Regions from separate parts of the Homo sapiens genome. Here region 1 is linked to region 2. A link is a loop called in an ENCODE intact Hi-C map of the cell type or tissue named here. Cell type or tissue: heart left ventricle. All regions are shown on one strand. Each heading gives the region's core, and the rest is flanking DNA. Links, peaks and the distances in the headings are about the cores only.

Region 1 (8,307 bases), core at 1,709-6,708, 130 kb after region 2:
GTGAAATCATGGCTTTTTAATTTTAATTTGAGTTTAGTTTCAAGAGTACATATGCAGCTTGGTTCTGTAGACAAATTGAGTGTCGTCGGGGCTTGGTGTACATATTATGTTGTCACACAGGTGATAAACGTAGTATCCGACAGGTAGTTTTTCAGTTCTCATCTTCTAGCCTCAAATAGGCCCCAGCCTCTATTGTCCCCTTCTTTGTGTCTATGTGTGCTCAATGTGTAGCTCCCCCTTATAAGTGAGAAAGTTTAATGTTTGGTTTTCTGTTCCTGTTTTAGTGTGCTTAGAATAGTGGCCTTCAGTTCCATCCTTGTTGCTGCAAAAGATATTATCTCATTCTTTTTTTATGGATGTACAGTATTCCATGGTGTATATGTACTACATTTTCTTTATCCAGTCTACCATTGATGGAAATACAAGTCAATGCCATGTCTTTGCTATTGTGAATAGCGCTGCCATGAACATGTGTGTGCATGTGCCTTTATGTTAGAACAATTTATGTTCCTTTGGGTATATACTCGGTAATGGGATTGTTTGGTCAAATGGTAATTCTGTTTTAAGCTCTTTGAGAAATGACCAAACTGCTTTCCACAGTGGCTGAACTAGTTTACATTCCCACCAGCAGTGTATAAGCATTCCTTTTTTTTCTGCAACCTCACCAGCATCTGACCATTTAATAATAGCCATTCTGACTGGTGTGAGATGGTATCTAATTATGGTTTTGATTTACATTTCTCTAATGATTAGTGATGTTGAGCATTTTTTTCATGTGTTTTGGTCATGAATATGTCTTCTTTTGAAAAGAAGTGTCTGTTCGTGTCCTTTGCCCACTTTTTAATAAGATTATTTGGTTTTTGCTTGTTAATTTATTTAAGTTCATTATAGATTCTGGATATTAGACCTTTGTTGGATGCATACATTGAAAATATTTTCTCCAATTTTTTGGGTTGTCTGTTTACTCCATTGATGGTTTCTTTTGCTGTGTAGAAGCTCTTTAGTATAAATAGGTCACATTTGTCAATTTTTGTTGCAGTTGCTTTTGTTATCTTCATAAAATCTTTGCCAGGGCCTATATCTAGAATGATATTTCCAAATTTTCTTAAAGAGTTTGTATAGTTTTAAGTTTTACATTTAAGTTTTTAATATATCTTGGGTTAATTTTTGTATATGGTGTAAGGAGGTGGTACAGTTTCAGTCTTCTGCATATGGCTAACCAGTTATCCCAGCACCATTTATTGAGTGAATCCTTTTCCCATTGGTCATTTTTGTCACCTTTGTCAAAGATCAGATGGCTGTAAGTGTGCAGCTTTATTTTTGGGCTCTCTAAGCTATTCCATTGGTCTATGTGTCTGTTTTTGTGTCAGTACCATGCTGTTTTGTTTACTGTAGCCTTATAGTATAGCTTGAAGTTGGGTAATATAATGCCTTCAGTTTTGTTCTTTTTGCTTAGGATTGCTTTGGCTATTTGGGTTCTTTTTGGTTCCATATGACTTTTAGAATAGCTTTTTTTTTTCTAATTCTGTGAAGAATGTAGTTGGTAGTTGGGTAGAAATAGCATTTAATTTGCAAATTGCTTTGGGCAGTATGGCCATTTTAACAATATTGATTCTTCCTATTCATGGACATAGAATACTTTTCTGTTTGTTTGTGTCATCTCTTATTTCTTTCAGCAGTGTTTTGTAGTTGTTTTAGATATCTTTCACCTCCCTGGTTAGCTATATTCCTGAGTTTTTGTGGCTATTGTGAATGACATTGCATTCTTGATTTGGTACTCAGTTTGGATGCTATTGGTATATAGAAATGCTACTAATTTTCATATATTGATTTTGTATCCAGAAACTTTGCTGAAATTGTTCTGGGAGCTTTTGGGCTGAGACTATGGGTCTTATAGGAATGAATTCACAGCATCTTCAAACAGAGATAGTTTGACTTTGTTTCCTATTTAGATGCCTTTTGTTTCTTTCTCTTGCCTGACTGCTCTAACTAGAACTTGCGATTATGACTTTTGTAAAAATAAACTTTGATAAAACTGATGGTTCTGAAATGTCCTTTCAAATTCTGAAGTGAGATTAATTCCCTTATGTCTTCTCTGTGTGCTTAAGGAGGTGAAGGGGCATGGTAGCAGTGAGATGCAATCATTCCATCCCCACAACATGCCTAGGTTTCATCCAGGAAGGGACTAAAGTCCCTTGGGAGTTAGATGAACCTTCCCATATAGCATAGCTTCTGCAATATGTGTGCCCCTTAATTAGATACATGGGAAGCACATTAATCCAAGAGCATCTGTAAGACTTGACATGAGAGTGGAAACCCTGGTTTTCAGCAGAAGTATTTGAGTAGAACTGTGAAAGCTGACAACATGTTGTATAATTATTTATATCTGTATCCCTCATCTTTAGTAGAGTGTCTCTGTCTGGTACATGGTAGATATCCTTAGATGCAACTAACTTCATCTCCTCTCTTGCCTCCCCCCCATACCCTCCCTGTTTCCCCCTTATATCATCTTGATCTTCTTTTTTATTTTCCTCATTTTCTTTTCCATCCTCCTCCTCCTCCTCTTTTTATTCTACTTCCTTCTCTTTTTCTGGTCTTCTCCCTCTTCTGTTTTTATTTTCATGAGCATCATGTGATCCTTCAGACCAACACAAAAGCAGAAAGAGTAGTGTAATGAATCACCATGTATCCATCACTGAACCCCAACAGCTGTCATAATCTGGCCAATTTATTTTTACAGATACCCTATACATATTTTTTTCCTCACCATTGGCCAATTCAAAGTAAACCTCTACATATGGTTTTATTTTAAACACTTCAGCATGCAACTTTAAGATATAATTGCTCTCAAAAAATGTACAATACACACAAAAGACAATAGTTCATTATCATCATGGAATAGCTAGTCTCTCCCTTCTCTCATAAATGTCTTTATAAAATTTTTTTTTTCACATCAGGATCTAAATACATTGCACATCCCACCTTTATTTGATATGTTTCTCAATTTTTTTGTAATCTAAATATGTTTCCCTCCGTTCTTTTACTTCTTGCCATTTGTCAAAACAGCTTATTATTGGGAACTGAATTTTACTTTTGATTGACATTTTCTTTATTTTCTGCATTTCCTGTAAATTAATACATAGATCCAGAGCTTGATCAGGTTTATGTCTCTCTCTCTCTTTCTGTGTTGATTTGGTTATGTATTTGACAGAATTTCTACCACTTGGTGGTATACATTTAGTATTGCAACACTTTAGAAAACACATAGAATCTGTTTCTTAATTTTGTGTGTTATTAACATAAGAAATGAGAGTAGTTATATTTAGAAGAGGGACTATTCTAGGGGCAAGACTACAAGGTGACATTTTCCTTTCTACTCTGAAAATTTATGTTTTTGTGAAGATTTTTGTTAATTGTTTTTTTACATGCCTACATACGTATGCAATGCCATTTTCCAAACTAACAAACAAAAAACTTGCTAATGTCAAGAACAAAACAGGAGGAGGAAAAAAGATTAAGCTATGGTTCCAGTGTTGTCAACCTGATCTATTCACTGCAAAGTTCACATCATCCTTTTATCTCATGCTTTTAGCAACGATTGATGGTAATTGCACAGATTCGTTTTTCATCTGGCTTCTTAATGCATTTGTGAATAAACAGATTCATGAATGTCCTGAAAGTTCAACCTGAATACAACTCCTGGGATGGCATAAACAGAGTTTCAGAGTGGTACAACCTCCTTATTGAAGGAGGTTTGGTTGAGGAATGAGCTAAGAGGACAGGCATCTATAGAGACATTTCTTTAAGTCTGTTCTAGAAAGAATACTTTTTCAATGATTCTATGGCTTATAGAAGAGGAGCAATCAAAATTGTTGAAGTAGAAATTTGGCTTAAGAAAGCTTAGGAGAAGGAAATCTATGTAAGACATTGAAACTGAATCTCTGTGCTTCTTTAGGAAACCATATCTTTTTGTTTGTTTGTCTGGTAACAAGGTATATTAAGTTTTCTTATGTCAGTTTTAGTGACAAACGGTGTTTTTACCTTTACTGAACAGATTGGCATTACCCACAACAAATTGCTCTTGGCCATAAAGTCCTTGGTGGAGTCTCTCAGGACACCTTTCACATGTTTGGAGTGTGTAAACATTGAGACTGAAACATTCCTCCTTTCAACCTCAGTCCCTGTGTGCATTGTACCTAAACATATCCCCACCATCCACCCCCTGCTCCCAACACACATTTATTCACTGCATGTATCTTTCCTTGCACTTACCTGAAAATTGAAAATGGAATTGCAGAAGAAAACACAGTTTTAAGTGAAGATGAATAGCCCCCCAGGAAGCATCCTAGTTGAAAAATGCTTAGAAATAATGGGTTTTGGCTAGACAGTTTTTCTCCTTTGCTGTAATTCTTTTTGAGTCTTTAACAGAGCACTCAGTACTTCTGCAGAACATTAGGATGTTAATGGTTCAATTGCAATCAAATTTTGGTCATTTAAGCTGGACGATCAATGGGTAAGTCATCTGGCCTTTCTGCGTTGTTTTCTTCCTTCCTCTGCTGGCCTTGTGTCAGTTGTTCTGGGCGTTAACTTTTCCACCCAAAGGGAAGTCAAGCAAGAATACAATGGTGGTTGTCAAAACCATCCATTTCCTCCTTGCAGGAAATTCTGCTGAAACATTCAGTAGGTATAAGAGGATGTAAATAAAAATCATGGCCCGCATGAACTTTTAGATTACTTATGGCTCTAAACTAATATTGAAAATGAAAAGAATTAAAGGAGGACAAGACTGTCCCTTTTCCCTGTGTGGATAGGGAAGAAACCATTTGGCTCATTTTTTATAATGGGCAATGAAGTAACAGAGAGGCAAGAAACGGAAGACAAATGGAGAAAATAATATTAATAGTACTTATCCCAGAAGTGTGCTGTGAGGGTTAAAAAGTCAAATCATGAAAAGTGCTTCCACAGGACCTGGTGCACAGAAAGTTCGCAATTAACACGTGCTGCGGGTGGTGCTGTGACCCCCTGTGAACCCCAGCATTCTTTTCAGGAGTCGCTCATCACATTCAATTCTCACTTATCTTCACCTGCAAATAGAGGCACAGCAATACTGCAGACATTTTGGCTCATTCCAGACCTGACTTTGCTTCTACTGATAATTCTCACAAGGCCATAGGATTTTACTCTGGGATTCTCTAAATGTGGACACTATGAAAGATGCACCAAAGTCAACTTCAATATAACACAGAATCTTAGTTTCACATTAATATTCATTTTATACAGAGAAATGCATACCCTTGAGGGGGAACAATACCCAGTTGACAGAGTTATTTATCTGTTTATCTTTAAATATTACAAAGCTGCAGCAGCTTTGTAATAAGGCTTGCTGGGTTACTGTAGCACTTTCAGAACCCAGCAACATTCTGTAACACTCCAGGATATTCACCCTGCTGTCCCTGTGTCCCCTTCACCCAGAATATAGCAGTTTGTCACAAATCAAATATGCCCTGACTCTCTTTTTCAAAGCTCTTGTAATACATTCATTTACTATTTATTGAAGCATTTATCACTTACAATAGATCCAAACATCAATATTTAAGTTAATTGTATGCTGTTACTACTCAGGACTTCAGCCTCAAGAAATATTTAAGTTTGAGGCTTTACATTCAATAAAATTGTGTAATGCAAAGTCTAAAAGCACTGCCAGCACAAGTGTACACAGCTTCAGATCAGACTTTCCAAAGCAAATCACTTCAATTAATGTTTGAAATAAAAATTTCAATTATTCACTCCCTTAAAACCACATGAGAAGCCTTATGCTGGTTGTTCAGATCTGCTGAATCTTTCTGGCATCTGTGTGTCTCAGTCTACATTAGTAAACATCTTTGATTTGTTTTCTCATAACTCCATCTCTTTCTTTTGGTTTTCCTTTTGAAACACGATTTTGTTGTTGTTGTTTTTGGTCTTGTTTTTTTTTTTTTGTTTTTTTTTTTTTTGAGACGGAGTCTCATTCTGTAGCCCAGGCTGAAGTGTAGTGGCGCGATCTCAGCTCACTGCAGCCTCTACCTCCTGGGTTCAAGGCAATTCTCCTGTCTCAGCCTCTCGAGTAGCTGGGATTTCAGGCACACGCCACAGCCCGGCTAATTTTTGTGTATTTGGTACAGACGAGGTTTCACCATGTTGGCCAGGCTGGTCTTGAACTCCTGACCTCAGGTGATCTGCCCACTTCGGCCTCCCAAAGTGCTGGGATTACTGGCGTGAGCTACCTTGCCCGGCCAGGATTTTTTTTTATATTAACAATTTCAAATCCATTATATCTTTCATTTTCCATATCTTTTTTATCCTAATAATTTGCTGATACATTTTAACTAAGGCATATATTCTGAGGGAGCAGTATGCTGAATGGGCAAATTAAACAGGTCTTTCAAAGAAAAGATCTTCCCCATAGCATGACCATTAGAAATTCTGAGAGTGAAAGAATTTATGGGTTATTCTTGTGTAATGCAACTGACAATTTATTCAACAGAAGGTTAAAAGAGTGTGCCTTTTAAAGATAAATACTGGACTCTGGGTAAAAGTAATAATGAGAAGAAAATCGGGAGACGTGAAAAGTTAAGCTTTGCATACTAGAGAGGTAAAAGATAATGCTTCAGAGTTCTCATTTTATCTAAACCGCAGACTCTTTCCTAGAAAACGTGATGAAAAGGATGAACCTCCTCCAAATAAAGAATATAATAATGTCTTATTAAATCACAGAGATCAAAAGAACGTCCTGTTAATGAAGAATTAATTGAAAAAAAAGCTGATTTTTCTTTGGTCCACTTCAAGCTATGTTGTTGAAAATATCTCTTAACATTGTATTTCAGTGTGTGTGTGGGTGTGTTTAATGCTAGTCCCTTAGAATTTTGTAAATGGGTATATGAATAAGAAGTGTAGTAGTTAAATAAACCTGGAAAATACTGACGATCAAGCTTTAGTAAATGGGTGAACCATTTCATGTATTACTCGGAAGACCATGTGGAGGGTGATTTCAAGCTTGGCTAACTCACAGCTCAGTTGCATTTTCACTTCCCTATCAAGAATTTATCCTTTGTCACTGGTATGCTATGGTCTCCTCAGGACTACAAAATGACTGGAGTAGTTGCGGGGTGCGTGGGCCGGGTGTGGTGTGGGGGATTTTTGACACAATTGACTAATCTCTTTGTAAGAATAAATAAACTTTCTCAGAAGTTCCCCAGCAAACTCTTTTTTTTTTAATATTTATTTTATTTATTTTATTATTATACTTTAAGTTTTAGGGTACATGTGCATAATGTGCAGGTTAGTTACATATGTATACATGTGCCATGCTGGTGTGCTGCACCCATTAACTCATCATTTAGCATTACATATATCTCCTAATGCTATCCCTCCCCCCTCCCCCCACCCCACAACAGTCCCCGGAATGTGATGTTCCCCTTCCTGTGTCCATGTGTTCTCATTGTTCAGTTCCCACCTATGAGTGAGAACATGCGGTGTTTGGTTTTTTGTCCTTGCGATAGTTTACTGAGAATGATGATTTCCAGTTTCATCCATGTCCCTACAAAGGACATGAACTCATCATTTTTTATGGCCGCATAGTATTCCATGGTGTATATGTGCCACATTTTCTTAATCCGGTCTATCATTGTTGGACACTTGGGTTGGTTCCAAGTCATTGCTATTGTGAATAATGCCGCAATAAACATACATGTGCATGTGTCTTTATAGCAGCATGATTTATAGTCCTTTGGGTATATACCCAGTAATGGGATGGCTGGGTCAAATGGTATTTCTAGTTCTAGATCCCTGAGGAATCGCCACACTGACTTCCACAATGGCAAACTCTTTCCTTATATCTCATTGGCTAGAATTGTATCCTATCCCTTGTTCCTAAACCAGTTCTTGCAGAGGAGATTGGATTGGCTTAGACAAATCAGGATTAACTCAGTGAAAAGTCCAGAAATCCTTACTCACATTGGTGGCCTCCAATATCTGAACAGAATCAGATTTCAGTTGGGAGAGGAGGAGTAGGGATGGTATATGAGTAGTCAAAGACTCAGAGGTTGGCAAATAATTGTGACTGCCACACTAGGGAAAATAAAGCCTAAGTCCTTTTTATAAAACATAAACTTGTCACTTCTGATTTTGTTGATATAAGGCTACATTTTCAAGTCCTATTAGCTCCAAAGACAAATTTAATACGTAAGTCTTCTCAGAGCCTTTAATATGTTAACATACCTGGAGACTCTCTGAGAGAGGGATAAAGCCTGCAATGTTTCACAGATAATA
Region 2 (8,307 bases), core at 1,266-6,265:
TTATCAAGTTTTTTGCAATTATTTACTTTTTGAGGAAGAATAGTACCTTTCCTTTTGCTGACTTGCAATCTACACGGATTCAGCTGACGTTCTTTATCATTAATATAACTTTCCATATTTCTTTCCACAGGCAGATCCTTGCAGCAGCCAAAAGAGCTGACCAAGTTGGCCATTTTCTTTGGGTGGGATCAGACAGCTGGGGATCCAAAATAAACCCACTGCACCAGCATGAAGATATCGCAGAAGGGGCCATCACCATTCAGCCCAAGCGAGCCACGGTGGAAGGTATGGGTTTCATCAGCAGTAGGTTTGCTGAGAGAAGTTCTGGTGCCATGCTGAATGGCCAAGCATGTGACTTTTTAGGGGTTTGGCATTTTTACCAAACTCATGTGGGGTTGTTTCAAACTTATAGCCATGAAATGCAAATGAGGCCACACACCTGGTCTGTTCTTTTAGTTGAAATTCCTCTTTTGAGGAGATCATATTATTTTCATAATATCACGATTAGCAAAAACATTCTTTCTTTTTCATTCATGCCATAGGAACTTTCTGAGAGGAGAGCATTATCATTAATAAGTAAAGTATACACATCCAAGTGTGTATAAGTGAGCTACGTTTTCCAAGAGAATCCTTTCACTTTGTAACGCATCCATTATTTCCTTATTAGAAGAAGTACAAGAACCCTTTCCCCCCTTATCTCTCAAGGTCCCTTCCAGCTCAGGGAGGCTGTAATACAGCACACCACCTCTCTCAGGCACCAGCATCCCCTCACCTTCCTAGGTCCCTTTTGTTTTCACTCTCTCCTTTTCTTGCCTTTCTAAACTTATGCCTCTTTCTTTGCCTTCCTTGCTACTGCAAAGATATTTTGAGAGGCAGAAGTAGGAAAGAGTGTCTGTTGCCACCCTGTAATCTGACAAAATTTGCCGATTATAAGTTATGTTATTCTTTAATTTGGAAAGAAAAGTTGTTTCTAAAAGAAGACGCTGTGTAAAAGGAGCTTCTCTGCTGATAGCCTGCTTTGTGTTCCTTTTCTGATGGGCCATGTCTCCAAAGATTCTCTAAAACATGCTTTGCGCATTAAAAAGAACTCTATCCTCTCACTCAAAAAGGGATCAAATATTTGCATTTTCTATTCTCTCTCCACTCAAATCTAATTAATTATTCTCCTCAGAAGGCTGCATGTTCTGTGTAGGCTTTTTAGACAAATCAGGTTGTGGTTCTGTCACTGTTTCCTTTCTGTTATCTGGAGGAGATAAAAATCTCATGAGTCACCCATGTTTTCACTGGGAGGCTTTGAATTAATTTCATTCCCCAGTACATATCCAGAAAAGATTGCCTATCTTACAACCCAGACCAATGCATTTGCAGATGGGTTGCAAGAATAAAGGACGATATTTTAACCTTCTCCATTCCTTGCACTGGAAAAACTGTGTATCTGTTGTGTGCCTTGCTCAGTGCTAGGAGTCAGGAAAACAAAAGATGAGGACTCAAAATTCTCACCCTCAAAGCATACAGAGCTGAGTGCAGGTGTCAGAACAGGCAGAGACTACATGGGAAACATTGTAAGTACAGTATGGAGGGCACAGAGAGTTACCATGGAGGCTTTCCTAGGGTGGTGGTGATATGGTTGGGGAAGATATCGTTGGATGCGAGAAGTGATAACTGGGATGAAAGTTCCCTCAGAGATACAGGGAAATGAAGGAACAGGACACATTAGGGAAAATACAAATAATTCATTCTGCAGCACTGTCCTGCACTCCTGCCTTCTTAAAATCCTTCCAGTTCTTTAAGAATGTTCCTATTTACAAGACACTGGGGAGACCCTTTCCTCTTCTAGAGTACTAATCATTGCTACACTGTTTGGTTGATTGACTTCTATTTATTTTGGGGGTCTCAGATGTTAATTTTTCATGGGAGCCATCTGTGGCCATCTCACCCCAACCAAGTGTGGGTTAGAAACCCCTTCCATTCCTTCTATGGCATCCCACACATCTCCTACTGTTGGAACTACCTCTTTACTTGTCTCTGTCTAGAAATATCCCTATTATGCACCATCGTACCCCCAGCACATGGTTCTTTGCTGAAAGTTGTAGGTGCTCAAACACATTCTTAAGTGATTATGTGTCTGGAGGGATGGAGGAATCGCAGATCATATAAGGACATGGCACAAAATCAGTTTGAAAGTGGGCCAGAAGTTGCATTGCAAAGGGTCTTGAAAACTGTACTAAGGAGTTTGTTACTTTATGCTGAAAATCTGAAGAGCATCCGCATGTGTGAGATGTGATTGTGGTGGCATTGGAAGGTTTAGAAGTTCACTCAGGTGACTGTAAGGAGGGGTGAAGGGCAAGAGTTGGGTGAGATTCAAGGAAAACGAAGAACTTTCAGGGCTTCAACTGAGGTCCTCTCTTCCTAGGCTGTGGATGCCATGTAGACACAATGCACATATTCCATGGCCATTAACCCCTGATGCCTGATATTTTAGGGAACTTACTGGGTTATCTCAAAGGTTTAACAAATTATTGAGGTAAAATATTATTTTCATGTAGATATAGAAATATACAAATTTACAAAATCAGACAAAGAACAGCATCATGAACTAGCAAAGTAAAAATTAAGATTCCAAAGAATGAAATTGGAGAGCACTGTTTTAAAAACAATGTTAGAATGTGATGGAATAGCAAGAGTTCATATGAAATTTTCTAATCTCACCCAGAGAAGAGTGAAGATTTTTTGTGGCCATGTACAAAAATGCTGTGGCTTCCATCTAGCCATATTGCCTAGGTACATTTCTTATAAAGAACAATCAAGTTTTGTTCACTTTCGTAGCAGACAGAACATTAAGATAGCATCTATGCATTTACAGTGTCACTTCTATGAAAGTTAAAAAAGAAGAAATGCATTCAGTTATGCCAAAGCTTCTGAACAAAACTATGAAATAATCTAAGATAAAACTATAAATGGAGCAGAGCCTATGTGGGCAAGTAAGTTTTCCTGTCCTTCCCTACAGTCATTTGCTTGTTTTCTTGTTTGTTTCCTTTTATCTTTTTCCTGTTTTGCAGATGTTTCATATTGAATTATGCTGGGGTAGAATATTTTTCAAATATTCATGATACTGCTCCATTCCTATATCTTTGTGTTGTATAATGCTATACCCTCAGATGGAAGGGAAAAGCCAATCAGTAATCTACCTTTTTTTCCCTTTAGATCCATATCATGACTACGTTCAGCAAACATCTGGATTTTCGGCCGGCATTTTTCTGAGTATGCATTCAAAATAAGCAGAAATTGTGTTAGGCCAAAATGCTGGCAGATTTATTGCCTCTTTGAAAGTGGCCTTTCTCTTCTATCTGTACTTATTCTCCATTTGTGGAAAAAGGGAACTTTAGTGTTTCTTAGCCAAGGGTGTCATTTCCCCCCTTTCGATTTAATGATGAAAGGAGCCAGTTTCCTGGAGGGGTGGCTGTGGTCCCGCTGCCTGCCCAGTGTTTATGGGAAATCTGGGGAATGTCTCTAGAACTTGGCAGCACTCCTCCAGCTCCTGAGCCAAAACACTTCTGTAATTTTTAGTGTGTCTGCATTGTCTGATGAGCCAAGGAATCCCTGGCATTTCCTCACTCATGTGTTGCCCCATTAACTAGACTCTTAATAATCCTCTGCAGCCTCCAAGGAATCTGCAGAGTACTAATGGCCTACGTTGCCTTCAACTCTTCATCCTCCAAAGTGCTCTGCTTCTCTGAAAGGAGGCTGTCCTAGGCATCCTCTAATTATGGCCAACAAGGGTCATGGACCAGCATAATTTCATCTCTTCCATACTCATTAACATTAGGAAGCTAGTATAATGAAGGGTAGATTTTCAAAACTAACTATAATGACTCTCACAATTGGTGATGATTTTCAAATGGGACTGTAGAACAGCTTGGTTCATGAGTTAAATCTGCAATGTATGTAGGAATAGACAAAACATACTCTGGACCCAGCATTAAAGAGCTAGCTTTTTAAAAATAATAGTAATTTTTACTTATGATTTGAATGAATTCTTTATTTTTCCTAAAACTGGAAAGAACAAAGCTGTGAAGATCTGAACTAAAATATTCCTGGCTCCAATTTAGATATGCCCTACTTTAGCTTCTCTTGATTACCTGCAATGGTCTACCTGTGTCACAGGGTTTCTCTAGGTGAATGGGGAAAAAAAATGAGAAAGAAAATATTGCCTTGAACCACAATGCTGCTTCTAAGCAATGCGTATGTCTTTTGGCCCTATCACCTTGTTTGATAAGAGAGCAATGAGATACTGCATGATAAACCTGTACTCCTGCTATTTGTGGCAGAGTGGGTTTCTGTCACTTGCAACCCAGACTACTTGAAAAAATATAGTTGAGCCCAAACTACTTGAAAATATGGTTGAAAGCTTCTTCAGGGCCTTTTGTTCCACTTTTTATGGTTTCTGAGTTATACCCTATCCAAGTGCCATTTAGCCTACATCATTCCACTCTCTTTTTTCTCTCTTCCCTTATCCCTCTCGCATGAGATCTCTGCATTCTCTGAGCCCCATTATAAGTCTCATCTACCCTTCCATACTTTCCTTTCCTCATCACATCAGCCTTGTTCCACATCTCATCCCCTCAGGTGTGCTGTGTCTATTCCACTTTGAAGCATCTGTCACATATAATTAGTTATTCTTTGTATATATCAAGGTTATTAAGTAGGATCAAAATGATACATATATCCTTTATGAACAAGTTCTAGAGGTCAAGAATAAAATAGTAAAGAGAAAAATCTTTTTAAAAAAGATAGATTCAAATATACCTGGGAAATGTAGATGAACTATGCGGTCATTCTCCAGAAATCTAATTGAGAATTGAGAAGAGCTTTGAGAGACAACTTCTTCTACAGGAAGAATGATAAAATGAGCCAGATCCAGTAAATAAGTTTTCATTGTCAAAAGGAAAAGACAAACTTCCCTCTTCCAAGGCCAGCATCCACTGGACTCATAGGTGAAATCCCACAGGGAACAGGCAGGCAGACCATACATAAGAAAGGATCTCAGTCTGATAGGCTAAGCTACATAGTGGCAACAGATAGACTCTCAATGGACTAATGGAATGCATGAATATTTCTCACCCATGTAAAGTCTTCTGTGGTTCTAGGAGACTTCCCAGGGCATTTATCCTCCCTGTATTGTTCTGCAATCTGGGCCGTCTCAATCTTATGGCACTTGTGTTTCAATACATTTTTTTTTTTTTTGGGATGGAGTCTCGCTTTGTCACCCAAGCTGGAATGCAGTGGCGCAGTCTTGGCTTACTGCAACCTCTGCCTCCCGGGTTTAAGTGATTCTCCTGCCTCAGCCTCCCTGAGTAGCTGGGACTGCAGGCATGTGCTACCACACCTGGCTAATATTTGTATTTTTAGTAGAGACAGGGTTTCACCATGTTGGCCAGGCTGTTCTTGAATTCCTGACCTCAAGTCATCCGCCAGCCTCAGCCTCCCAAAGTGTTAGGATTACAGGCATAAGCCACTGCACCCGGCCTCAACACATTCTTCTTTCACCACTGTACAGCTTTGGAAAGAGAGTGGTAGATTCACATACACTACTCACAAATGCTTTTACCTGTAAGAAATGTCCATGATTTCTCCTCCTCTATCATTAACCAATAACAAAGTCATAGCAAATTTTCCTTTCAAGGAGCTTGTTTATGAAAATAAAGGAGAGCTGAATATTGATGAATCTGAGTCCTGTCTCCCTCAAGCTCTGTTTAACTGAAACCTTTGGTAGCATTTAGGACACTAGGAGCAGTGCTTTGGAACTTTTTAACAGCGGGCAATAAATGATGAGCGATGCCCTGTCCCTTACTTTGCCACAGATGTCTGAACAGCTCTGACACCACATGCGGTGTCTTGGCAGCAATGCAAAGGAGGGGCTTCCAGGGTCAGTAGAAAACATGCTACTTGGCAGTGTCTTGGCAGTGCTACTGTGGCCAGAGGATCCCAGAAGAAGAGAGCAGTTCCTCAAAAGGAAGGGAGGCAATCAGTAGACTCATATGAGAGAAGTAGGTGGACAACCTTTGGGGACATACTGCAAGAGCCATGTGGGAAAGTGTCCCTGGGGCTTGGTAGGGTCGAGTGATATTATTCCATTTATTCCTGCAGACTGTAGCTTGGTGAAATTCCAGTTACCTCAAGGAGACTGTGGATTTGTCATTTGTGACTGATGTTCTTGACATTCTCTTGGCCTTTTTGATAAGCAGAAAACTTCTCCCAATATGTTGGTTTAAAATGCCAAATGCTGACTTACCCAACCTTCCCTGCAGTTAGAGGATGAACAAGTGACTTAATCCTGACCATTGGGATGGATGATGACATTATCTGAGGGAACTTCATAGAGATATTTCCCTCCCTTAGAAAAAAAAAATGTCATGTTAATAGGGCAACTATATAACATTTTATCCAAACCAGAACACCTTAGAAGTAAAAGGGCCATAAACTGTGATTGTCCCAGCCAAACCAGGGTATGCAGTGACCCTTCTCACATGAGAAACTCCTGCCTTCTCCTCCTTTTTTTTCTTTTTTTCTTTTTTTTTTTTTTTTTTATCTCACTCTGTCACCCAGGCTGGAATGCAGTGATGTGATCTCGGCTCACTGCACCCTCCATCTCCCGGGTTCAAACAATTCTTCTACCTCAGCCTCCCAAGTAGCTGGGATTACAGGCGCCTGCCACCACGCCCAACTAGTTTTTGTATTTTTAGTAGAGATGGGGTTTCACCATGTTGGTCAGGCTGGTCTCAAACTCCTGACCTCAGGCAATCCGCCCTCCTCAGCCCCCCAAAGTGCTGGGATTACAGGCGTGACCCACTGCGCCCAGCCTCTCCTCCTGTTTTTAATGTTATCATGTGAGGACAGGATACTTGGAGCTGCTATAGCCATCTTCACAGAAAGGAAATATTAATACCAGAGGAAGGCAGAAAAGACAGATAGAAAAAGCAAAAAGCCTAGGCCCATGATGACCTTACTTAAGCTGTCAAACCAGTCCTGGAATTATCTACATTAGTATTTGTTCTTATGTTAGAAAAATTACTGTTATCTTTAAGCCCCTTTTAAGCTATATATTTTGTTATATGCAACCTAAGGTATTCTTAATAAAATACCTTTCTTATTCACCTCTGTATACCCAGCACTTGAATATTACCTGTAAATTAATGGACTCTTACAAAATATCTGTTGAATAAATGGGCCTTACAAAATGATGATTTTTTTAAAAATAAGGAGTATAAGTCATTACTGTAGAGTGAAAGTTCAGATAGCTTCAAGACAGATTGTTACCTTTGCTATTAATATATATCCCTATATTTATCACCACAGGAAATAATATTTTGGTAAATTTCTATTATAAGGTGAAGCTATTTCACATGCGTTTTTTATAGAAATTATGAACTTTGTGAAAATATCCATGCAAGAATTGTCCCTAAGGGAAAATATAAACTAACGAATGCTCTTACAATCATGAAGTCAGTACAGCTTGTGGTTCATGAGTGGCAGCAAAGTTGTAAAATGGAGAGAGAGAGAGAGAGAGAGATTTAATATTTTAAACAAATACCCTTTGTGTTGAAATTAGAAATGTATAAATATTGATATCCTGAATTTTAATTCTAAAGAAAAAAGCAGAACGCCAGTGTCTTGATAAAACATTTCTCAGGTCTAGGAAATTAGACATCAATTATATTATTGGAGGGTTTCATTGAATAAGCACATCTGACACTGGGTAGATTTTTCCTTTAAAATCATTTAATACCTCAAAGCTTAAAATCTTGAATTTCATGTGACCCTTGCCCAATTGAGAACTGATTATGTGTATAATGTGTGCTCAGGATTATAAAATGATTCATCTAACTATGTCAGCAGCAACTTTCTCCCTAAGTTATCGTATCCACATTGTAATATTCCATCCCCCGTCTTTCTCCCTCCCCCCTAAAAATTGATTTCACTGTCATCACATCATCATTAGCATCTCTATATATTGCAAAGTTATAAGTAATGGGCTGTTGGATATGGAAGATAACATTCATCCAGTTTTCAAGTGTTAACTGTCTGCTGTTTGTCAGACACTGACTATGGCCAATTGCTGGTGACCACAAAACAGAGATCTTTGCTAACGTATGAATTTACACTCTAGCAGAAGTAGACAGATGATAATCAATAGGCACAATAAGTAAGTAAATTATATACAATAATAGGGGTGGTAAAAGCTGTAATTTCTACTCTTTATTGATACTTTTTATTTTGGTCATGTCTTTTTTTCCTATTTTCACTTAG

Evidence for each region. Peaks named below come from ENCODE experiments on the same cell type or tissue, not always from the same donor. Only the 100,000 strongest peaks of a DNase experiment are listed, where the experiment ranks them.
Region 1: it touches region 2 in a loop (2.4-fold over the local background); 2 of 110 quality-filtered maps call a loop at or near these places.

What each region holds. Positions count from the first base shown.
Region 1 is chr3:7,440,486-7,448,792 of GRCh38, forward strand. All of the region lies in intron 5 of GRM7 (glutamate metabotropic receptor 7), which reads left to right. Among named protein-coding and RNA genes, the nearest start is that of GRM7-AS1, 91 kb to the right of the region's middle. In heart left ventricle, for the core only: no CTCF peak of the experiment used is centred there; no DNase peak of the experiment used is centred there; H3K27ac peaks cover 1,501 bases.
Region 2 is chr3:7,306,368-7,314,674 of GRCh38, forward strand. It overlaps GRM7 (glutamate metabotropic receptor 7), which reads left to right. Exons shown (of 10, transcript NM_000844.4): 4 at 131-285. Among named protein-coding and RNA genes, the nearest start is that of GRM7-AS1, 220 kb to the right of the region's middle. In heart left ventricle, for the core only: no CTCF peak of the experiment used is centred there; a DNase peak (open chromatin) is centred at 3,484.